Linked DNA regions of Homo sapiens: region 2 is linked to region 1. A link is a contact called in ENCODE Hi-C or POLR2A ChIA-PET data. All regions are on one chromosome and are shown on one strand. The core of a region is the stretch at or near the end of the contact, and the rest is flanking DNA. Distances in the headings are between cores, read along the strand shown.

What was found. Hi-C counts contacts between places; a loop is a spot of excess contacts on that map. ChIA-PET counts read pairs that join two places held with the same protein, here RNA polymerase II (POLR2A). Pooled maps may share reads with other maps.
Region 2: a map of tibial artery shows a loop between it and region 1 (5-fold over the local background). The contact joins the enhancer-like site here to the promoter of DPM1 in region 1. A Hi-C loop is called at or near these places in 1 of 168 maps with a recorded cell type or tissue (tibial artery) and 2 of 50 pooled maps. POLR2A ChIA-PET finds 5 or more read pairs at or near these places in 1 of 52 experiments (MCF 10A).

The regions. Positions count from the first base shown.
Region 1 is chr20:50,954,922-50,959,781 of GRCh38, forward strand. DPM1 (dolichyl-phosphate mannosyltransferase subunit 1, catalytic) reads right to left here and starts at 3,611. Exons shown (of 9, transcript NM_003859.3): 1 at 3,442-3,611; 2 at 265-364. The coding sequence starts at 3,602. MOCS3 (molybdenum cofactor synthesis 3) reads left to right here and starts at 3,897. Exons shown (of 1, transcript NM_014484.5): 1 at 3,897-4,860. The coding sequence starts at 3,922. RefSeq lists enhancers at 3,368-3,857, 4,070-4,680.
Region 2 is chr20:51,458,967-51,463,826 of GRCh38, forward strand. All of the region lies in intron 5 of NFATC2 (nuclear factor of activated T cells 2), which reads right to left. Among named protein-coding and RNA genes, the nearest start is that of MIR3194, 8.4 kb to the left of the region's middle. RefSeq lists an enhancer at 3,636-4,596. Within about 2 kb of position 2,050, at least 4 of the 41 ENCODE cell types and tissues checked have a DNase peak (open chromatin) inside an H3K27ac peak, as active enhancers do.

The DNA.
Region 1 (4,860 bases), core at 2,361-4,860:
TCAAGAAAATTTATCTGCAGAATTAGTTATAAACAGAGTTCATCCAAAAGCTCACTCTTTGCTGTAAAATGACCACTGACCCAACATACCAAAGATATGTAAAATTTTACGGACAACAAAAATGCATTTAAATCCCAAATGCGTAAGTTGCTCTTTATCTTTTCAGTTTCTAAACAAATAGATTGAATTTAAGCATTGTTCATGTCTCATCTTTCCCCTACATAATCACAATTCATATCACAGAAAAATGTTCTTATAACTTACAATTCTGTCTGACCCATAGATCTTCTCCAACTGTTCAGCAACATCCCTTGTTCCATCTGGGCTTCCATCATCTATGATTATAATTTCATAGTTGATTCCACTAAAAAAATTAAATTTGTATTAATGACTGATGACAGTGTTCTCAAATTTAAAAGTAATTTAAAAATTACTAATTCCTTAAAAGTATAAATGGAGATGTATTGCTATATTAATCGTTGAGGAAAACTTCAATTATCAAATGAAATAAATGTCAAACATTTAGTACTTTACCTCCAAACCCAGTATGTTGCTGAAACATGCTAATGTCCTGAGATATTAAAGAATTCCTACACAGAGAACAAACTTTTTAGTTCAAAAGAAAATCACGTAATGACCTATGTATCATATGAATTTTTTTTGTTTTGAGATGGAGTCTTGCTCTGTTGCCAGGCTGGAATGCAGTGGCGCAGTCTCGGCTTACCTCTGCCTCCTGGCCTCAAGCAATTCTCCTGCCTCAGCCTCCGGAGTAGCTGGGACTACAGGCGCCCACCACCACGCCCGGCTAATTTTTTGTATTTTTAGTAGAGACGGGGTTTCACCGTGTTAGCCAGCCTGGTCTCAATCTCCTGACCTCGTGATCTGCCCGCCTCAGCCTCCCAAAATGCTGGGATTACAGGCATGAGCCTCCGTGCCCAGCCATATGAAATTTTATTACCTATTTGGAAATAATATTCTGAACCTTAATAGCAAATCTTAGTTACATAAAATATTTCAAAAGTACTTTACATGGTAACTCAAACCAAACTGAGTAACTCAGTGATTATTCTTGTTAATCTGATCCAAATAGAATAATCAAGTATAAATCTGATTTAATTTCATCTTTAAAAAAACCGATTTTAGAATGGTGACATTATCTTAAACCACAATTTCAAATAGTTGTGCCTATTACCTCACATTATCAAATTAAAAAAACAAAAGCAGAGTAGCATTACAAAAGATTCCACTGTGCTTCAGAATTAACATCTGTTACTTCCCATTAATCTCAGGTGGTAGTTTCTAGTCTAAAAACAAACCAACACAATACTTGGTGGATAAATAATACCTACGACATAACATTCCGTTTTCTCTTGGTCCTGCTTTAAGAAACAAATACAAGAGGCTGGGCGCGGTGGCTCACACCTGTAATCCCAGCACTTTGGGAGGCCGAGGCAGGCGGATCACGAGGTCAGGATATCGAGACCATCCTGGCTAACACAGTGAAACCCCGTCTCTACTAAAAAGAACCCGGGAGGCGGGGCCTGCAGTGAGCCAAGATGGCGCCACCGCACTCCAGCCTGGGCAACAGAGCAAGACTCCGTCTCCAAAAGAAAAAAAAAAAAAAGAAAAAGAAAAAAGAAACAAATACAAGAAAATCAACCAGAAAACATATTCCACTGTTAAAGGCTTTAACAAGTCAGCCCCAGCAAACTTTGAAGACAAGAAAGCAAACCCCTGTGTTATCTATTCTCCAAGAGTAGAACAATGACTTTGGCTTCCCACTGTGCCTTAAATCTGGGCACTGGTGCCTTTACATGCCAAAATATGTAAGGTGATTTTAATAGACGTGCTGAAAGAGAAATTCCATAAACAAAATGGGGTCGTTAAAAGCAAATTACTGTCCCCTACCACTTCAAAGCAGCTACACCACCTGAGGGTGAGGCAGCTCAAAGGTACCAAGCTGGGCTGACTTCAAGTAATTTGATTGCATCTGAAAAGTTTTGTTTCCTTTATCAAACTTCATTTTGATCTTAAAAGATTGATTCACAAACCATTAAAAGGAAACATAAATTGTACTACATAAAAAAATTAAAACAGCAAAAAAAAAAATTGCAAAATTAGAATACAAGCCCTGAACGAGATCGGTTGTATGATAGTTACTTTCTTTAATTTAGAGCTTATAGAAATCAAAATTAAAAGATTAAACAGGAAAAATAAAAATTTTAAAACTCTGAGGGGCAAGGCATATGAAGGCAGTTATTCAAGGAAATACAATCAAAACAGCAATGGTTTTCACAAATGAGTACTTCCAACAATGTTAAGTCTAATGCTCAGGCGGGCTGGTTGATAGGGAAACAGGCACTCTGAAGAATGGAGAGTCCAAACTTGTACAACCTTTTTTTTCTTTAGAGCAATTTGGCAGTAACTGTCCATTTTAAGCACATTTCTGTCGACCCAGCAATCCTACCTCGAAGAATTTATCCCTAGTACACAAGTAAAAGTATGAACGCGTCTGCTGCCAACACTGATGCAATAAAGGAGCACCGCTATGTGTCAAGCACTTTTCTAAATTTAGCTGGAAAATATGGTGTGAACAAAGTCCTTGTTCTCATCGACAAAGCAAAAGCCAAAAAACAGAAACAACCAAAAGGCGCTGGAAATAATCCAGTTCATTGCCATGACCTGATTAAATAAATAACACAGCCATATGGAATGTTACCTAACTTCCAAAGTAATTTGCTATGTTTGTACATGTTAATATGAGAAAAAGTCTTCAAAGATTTCACAGCATGATCCCATTTGTGCAATCGTAAAACAAGTTACTTCGTACTGACTCCAGGATTTTTTGCAGTTTTTAAAAACACTGCATTAACACTTCCAAATTCGAACTCCACCCACCCCCCATCCCGGTTCTAACAATCACACCAAACATCCACCAGTGATCAGCGAAGATGCTCTTCTGCTTTCTCCTTTCCAGAAAGGTTATCGTGCCCAGCAATAGCTCCCTAACCCACACACACCAAACCTCATGCTTATGTAAGCACTCGGCACCGGAGCGGAGAGTGAGAGCTCTCGCTTGGACTCCCGGCTCTTGCCGCAGATCCTGACCGCCTAGAGGGAGGAGTGGGATCACGCTTTCAGCCTCGCTTCCAAGTAAAAGAGTGGCCAACCTTTCTACGGAAAGGCGGGGGACGGGAGTACTACATAATAAAGATAAATGAGAGTCTCACAAAACCCAAGGGCAGGAATGAGAACCCAGGACACGAAGAAAACCCAACAAGCATCCGCCTCTGCTTCCCTCGCAGGGTGGCCCTCTCCCCGGGCCTTCCTGTGTGAGGCAAAGAAGGCTGGACAGGGCCGCTTCGCGCAGCCAGCTGCCGACACCCGGGCCGGGGAAGCCAGCTCATCTCATTCTTCGGGGAGGGAGACCTGGTGCGCTACCTCTCGGAGAAGCTTTTCACCAGCAGCCACACGATGAGCGGCAGGTTCTCGCGCTCGTTGTAGGTAGGTAAAAGCACCGAATATTTGTTCTGTCGTGGACTGCGCACTTCCAGCTCCCGCCGAGACCTGCGAGGACTACGACTGACTTCCAAGGAGGCCATGGCGGAACTGAGCCAGATGCCGGAAGCGGAATTACGTAATGTGGCGCGGAAAAGGACGGGTCGGACCGTACCAAATTCGGAAGCGGGGGATGACCTGTGTGATTGATCGCTAGTTCTTCTAGGGCCATTGCGTGGTTCAATTAGAAATATTCTGGATTTATACATCTTTGAAGTTTAATCTGAAGGTTTCTTCAGGAAGTAAATATCTATTCATCACCTTTTCCCAAGCTCCATAAAGTTTTTTAGTTTATCCCAGTCGCTAGGAGACAGAAGACGGAAGCGGAAATGCCTTTCACGACAACTTCCGGAAGAGGTCGCCATGGCTTCCCGGGAGGAGGTACTCGCCTTACAAGCTGAAGTTGCCCAACGTGAGGAGGAATTGAATTCGCTGAAGCAGAAGCTGGCGTCGGCTCTTTTGGCTGAGCAGGAACCGCAGCCAGAACGGCTGGTTCCGGTGTCGCCGCTGCCGCCGAAGGCCGCTCTGTCCCGAGATGAGATTCTGCGCTATAGCCGGCAGCTAGTGCTGCCCGAGCTGGGCGTGCACGGACAGCTGCGCCTGGGGACCGCGTGCGTGCTAATCGTGGGCTGCGGTGGGCTCGGCTGTCCACTAGCGCAGTACTTGGCAGCGGCCGGCGTGGGCCGCCTTGGCCTTGTGGACTATGACGTGGTAGAGATGAGCAACCTGGCCCGCCAAGTGCTGCATGGCGAGGCACTGGCTGGCCAGGCCAAGGCCTTTTCGGCCGCCGCCTCGCTGCGCCGCCTCAATTCGGCAGTGGAATGCGTGCCGTACACTCAGGCCCTTACGCCAGCCACTGCCCTAGACCTGGTCCGCCGATATGATGTGGTGGCTGACTGCTCGGACAACGTGCCCACTCGCTACCTGGTTAATGACGCATGTGTGCTGGCGGGTCGGCCCCTCGTGTCTGCCAGTGCCTTGCGCTTCGAGGGCCAAATCACAGTCTACCATTATGACGGTGGCCCTTGCTATCGCTGCATATTCCCCCAACCACCCCCAGCGGAGACAGTGACCAACTGCGCGGACGGCGGGGTGCTCGGTGTCGTTACCGGGGTCCTGGGCTGCCTGCAGGCCTTGGAAGTGCTGAAAATCGCTGCGGGTCTGGGCCCCTCTTACAGTGGCAGCTTGTTGCTCTTTGATGCCCTGAGAGGGCATTTCCGCTCTATTCGGCTGCGGAGCCGCAGGCTCGACTGTGCAGCTTGCGGGGAACGGCCCACTGTGACTGATCTGCTGGACTATGAA
Region 2 (4,860 bases), core at 800-3,299, 500 kb after region 1:
AGTCCTGCATCTGCCATCCCTGCTCTGTGACCCTGGGCAAGTCACTTCACCTAAGTCACAGATGCCTCCTCTGTAAGGTCACAACAGTACCTGCCCTCACGGGTCTGCTTCAAGCAGTACAAGACCCTGCATATGACTATATGGACGCAGTCAGTACATAGATGGTAAAATATCAAATATCAACCCAAATGGTCATGCATGGATACACAGATAAACAAAGCGTGGTCTATCCATGCAGAATATTACTCAGTCATGAAAAGGAATGAAGTGCTGGTTCCATGCCATGACATGGGTGGACCTTGAAACCATTAAGTGAAGTGAAAGGAGCCAGACACAAAAGGACAAATGGCATAGGATCCCATTTATATCAATCGGCCAGAACAGGCAAACGCAGAGAGACGGAGAGCAGATCGGGGCTCACTGGGGGGTGGAAATTGGGCAGTGCCTGCTAATACGTGAGGCGTTTCTTTTTCTGGTGATAAAAAAAAGTTCTGCAGGCCAGATGGGGTTTTCTCAGCCTGATGTCACTCTGTCCGGGTCCAAGTTCTGTCTTCATAGTTTACTAGCTGTGTGGCCTTCGAGTGGCAGCTCTCTGTGCCTCAGTTTCCTCAGCAAAAATGATAAAGTTTGGCTGGGCGCAGTGGCTCAGGCCTGTAATCCCAGCACTTTGGGAGGCCGAGGCAGGTGGATCACCTGAGGTCAGAAGTTCGAGACCAGCCTGACCAATATGGTGAAACCCCATCTCTACTAAAAACTACAAAAATTGGCCGGGCCTGGTAGCATGTACCTGTAATCCCGGCTACTTGGGTGGCTGAGGTGGGAGAATCGCTTGAACCCAGGAGGCGGATGTTGCAGTGAGCCGAGATCACGCTACTACACTCCAGGCTGGGCAATAAAGCAAGACTTCATCTCAAAAAAACAAACAAAGAAACAAAACAAAACAAAAAAAAGTTCTGCAACTACAGAGTAGTGGTAGTTGCACAATATTGTGAATGTACTTCATGTACTGAATTGCATACTTGAAAATAGCTAAAATGGTAAATTTTATGTGTATTTTACCACAATAGGAGAAAATATCCTATATAAGACAAAACAGCCCATGCTTAGCACACAGTAACAACTCAAGACATGATGGTCTTTGCTATCGTTGACTTTCAAAAATGCCCCTCTTTTTCTTGCTAAGTTATTTTCACAACACTTTATTTGTTTAAACCCTTAAATCATAGCCCTACAGCAAGGAAGACACTATCACTCCCATCTAGAGAGGAGAGGACAGATGCTCAGAGCTCAGCTTCAGTGAAGGGCAGCACGTGCTCTTGGTTAAGGCTATAGTGTTGGACACCCCCCTGGTTGATCCTTGTAGGGGTTTTCACAGCTCTGAGCCTCAGTCTCCCCATCTGTAAAATGGGGCTGTTAACAGTCCCACTTCACAGGTCATTACGAGGATTAAACAAGTTCATCAAAAGCGTGTCTGGCTTAATAAACATGGGTCAGCAAGGTTAGCAACACTAAAAGCTGTAGCTTCTGAGAGGCTGTATGTGCCAGCCATAGACATTGTTGTCTTATATATTTTAGCATATATGTACCAAACATATGCATGTGTGTACACAGGTCACCTCTGTGGTCACTGCTGTTCTCGGTGAATCCTGAGCCATAACCCAGGTTTCTTCTTCTTTTTTTTTTTTTAATAGAGACTGGATGTTGCCATGTTGCCTAGGCTGATCTCAAACACCTGAGCTCAGGCGATCCGCACGCCTCGCCCTCCCAAAGTGCTGGGATCATAGGCATGAGCCACTACGCCTGGCCCAGGTTTCTTGACCCCAGTTGCCAGTGTTTCTCAAAGTGTGGCTCTCAGGTCACCTGTAGCAGAATCTTCCCCCAGCAACGCAGGGTCAGAAGGTGCTAGATAAAAATGCAGATACCCAGGCCACATCCCTCACCCTCTGTGCCCCAATCTCTCGGGCAGAGGCCAGACATTTGCATTTTAACAATCTTTCCGGGTGACTTGTCACGCACGTTTGCTTAAGAGCCAAGTTCCACACTTAAGAGGCCACCTGAGGACGGGGAACTCCTCCAGGGCAGGCCCCAGTCCTCAGAGAACCCAGAGGCAAAGCAATTAGCTTTTGAAAGAGGAACTGAAGCCAGCGCACAGCAGCCCAAATTACCCTCCTGAGCTCTACTTCTCTATTGCTCTCTGATGCAACCTCCATCACCTATGGCTGCTAATTGGGGTGACAGGTCCAGGGTGGGTGGGAGGCTCTAAGGAAGCCCAGTGGGCCTCCCAGGCTTGCACCCACCCTCCTCATCAGCCCCCCTTTCTCCCATTCATTTCTGAGACTGCAGACAATCCAAACCGCACAGCCTGCAGTTTTCCAACCAAACCAGGCACCTTGCTTTTAAAGTCATCTTTGAGGGCCTGGCTCAGGCCTGCGGGTGAAGTCTTGACCTCTGCTCCAGCTTAAGCTTCAAGGTGGCCCCTGCAAAGTGACTTCCCCAGGCTTCCCTCCTGCCCCTGGATTCTGGCACGTCATAAAGTGGCTTGGGGGGGCTCTTGTATTTTATGAGCTCTGAATCAACAGGACGCTGTTGGTTTAACCAGTTTGGGTGTTGACTTTGTCTTGCAACTGTGCCCACCTGCAGCACAGCAGCAGCCACCGCAAAGGTTCAGCGAAGAAAACTGACACCGGCACAGGGTTCCCCCACATCGCCCAAGTAGGCCTGGAAATGGGAAGTTATTGCCTGACTATCTGAAATTCGCCGTCAAGCCGGGTGGCCAAGAATTACGATCTATCCAAGAACCTCAGGAGAGACTGGTTAGAGAAATTCGCTCCTACAGAGAGGGCAGTTTCTGTTAATAACAGCGGACAGGCTGGGTGTGGTGGCTCACCCCTGTAATCCCAGCACTTTGGGAGGCCAAGGTGGGCAGATCACTTGAGGTCAGAACTTCGAGACCAGCCTGGCCAAGGTGGTGAAACCCCATCTCCACTAAAACTACAAAAAAAGTTAGCTGGGCGTGGTGGTACGTGCCTGGAATCCCAGCTACTTGGGAGGCTGAGGCAAGAGAATTGCTTGACCTGGGAGGTGGCGGTTGCAGTGAGTTGAGATTGCACCACTGCCCTCAAGCCTGGGTGACACAGCAAGACTCTGTTTCAACAATAAAAATAAATTTAAATTTAAGAAATAACAGGCCGGGCAGGGTGACTTATGCCTGTAATCCCAGCACTTTGGGAGGCTGAGGCTGGCAGATCACCTGAGGTCAGGAGTTTGAGACCAGCCTGGCCAACATGATGAAACCCCATCTCTGCTAATAATACAAAAAAAAAAAAAAAAATAGCTGGGCATGATGGCACGCACCTGTAATCCCAGCTACTTGGGAGGCTGAGGCAGGAGAACTGCTTGAACCCGGTAGGCAGAAGTTGCAGTGAGTCGAGATCGCGCCACTGCACTCCAGCCTGGATGACAGAGCGAGACTCTGTCTCAAAAAACTAAAAATAAATAGCAGACAATTACAAATGCTATAAAGACTACAGATTGCAGGCACAACATATACACATTTTTAAAAATATTATAAAACGCCCACACCAAGAAGCAATTTAGGGTTCACACGTAAAAGTAACATTCTAATTTTGGGACTTTGAGCAAGACACTTAATTTCTTTGCCTCTGTTTTTCATCTATAAAATGGGAATATCACAGCACTAACCTCACTGGGCTGCCTGCAGATTAAATGAGCTAATCCATGGGCCTGCGTGGCATCTCATCAGGACTCAGTGAATGTTAGTTGTGTTTATTTTTATTGCTAAACTTCATGAGACCACAAAGCAGGAATCACTCCCGTTTTAGAGTAGAAGACATTGATCCTCCCAGAGGAGAAGGAATAAGCTTGGGAGCTCACAGCAAATGGACAAGCAGAATTTGGACCTACACTGGGGGATTCCGCTACCCCATGGGACCCTCTGCAGTGAAACGGAGGACTTCGTGGGAAAGACACCGGCCAGCCCAGGCAAGAAGGTTCCTCCCATTGGTCATCGTTCTGGCCCGAGCACTGAGCAACCCTGGCCTTGGCGCTCCAGCTGCTGTCAGCCCTTCTTGTCTCTGTATCAGGCCCCATCCTTGGCTGTGAGCCTGGTCTGGCTGGGCCTGGCTTGGCCCAGAATGTGCTGCCGACTCAGGCATCTCCCGGGAGAGGCTGTGAGCAGGGCCAGCAGACAGGCCCCTCAGCCTCCACTCTGGCTGTTCCCTGGGTCTTCCCTGGGAAGTGGGAGAGTGGAGGGGAACCAAAATCTCCCCTAGTGTGGGGCTCACCTCTTTGAGGGAACCACTGAGGTCCACAGCAAGGGAGTGGGGTATGATGTGTGCAAATGCATGAGACACACAGTGAGTGACAAAGTTGTAGCTGTGGGCCTCGGTGGCGGGGGGCCTCAGCTTCAGCTTTCTCATATGGAGAAATGCAGCAGCACGGCCCCTCCTGTGAGACTTTCCTATCTCATCCACTCCACAGGACATCAGGGAGAGTAGGAGCTGCTGTCTCTCCTCCCATCAGATCATTACTCTACCATTCCAATGTACTAACAGGCACCCTCTTCAGAATATTCTCAGTCCAAAACCTGATGAGCTCTGGATCACTGAGGAACCCAGGCAGCCGGGACAGAGAAAAGAAGATGGCTTTAACCCCAGCTCTGCCCCTGCCTTGCCAGCCGTGGGACTGCAGCAAGTCACTCATCCTTCGGAGCCTCAGCCTGCAGGCGCCCACACCCTGCAAGGGTGCTTTTCTGTGCCTCCATCACTGGCATATTATCAAATGCTTCGAACAAATGAACTGAGCAAACGTTTAAGATGGGCCTTCTGAGGTTATGATGAG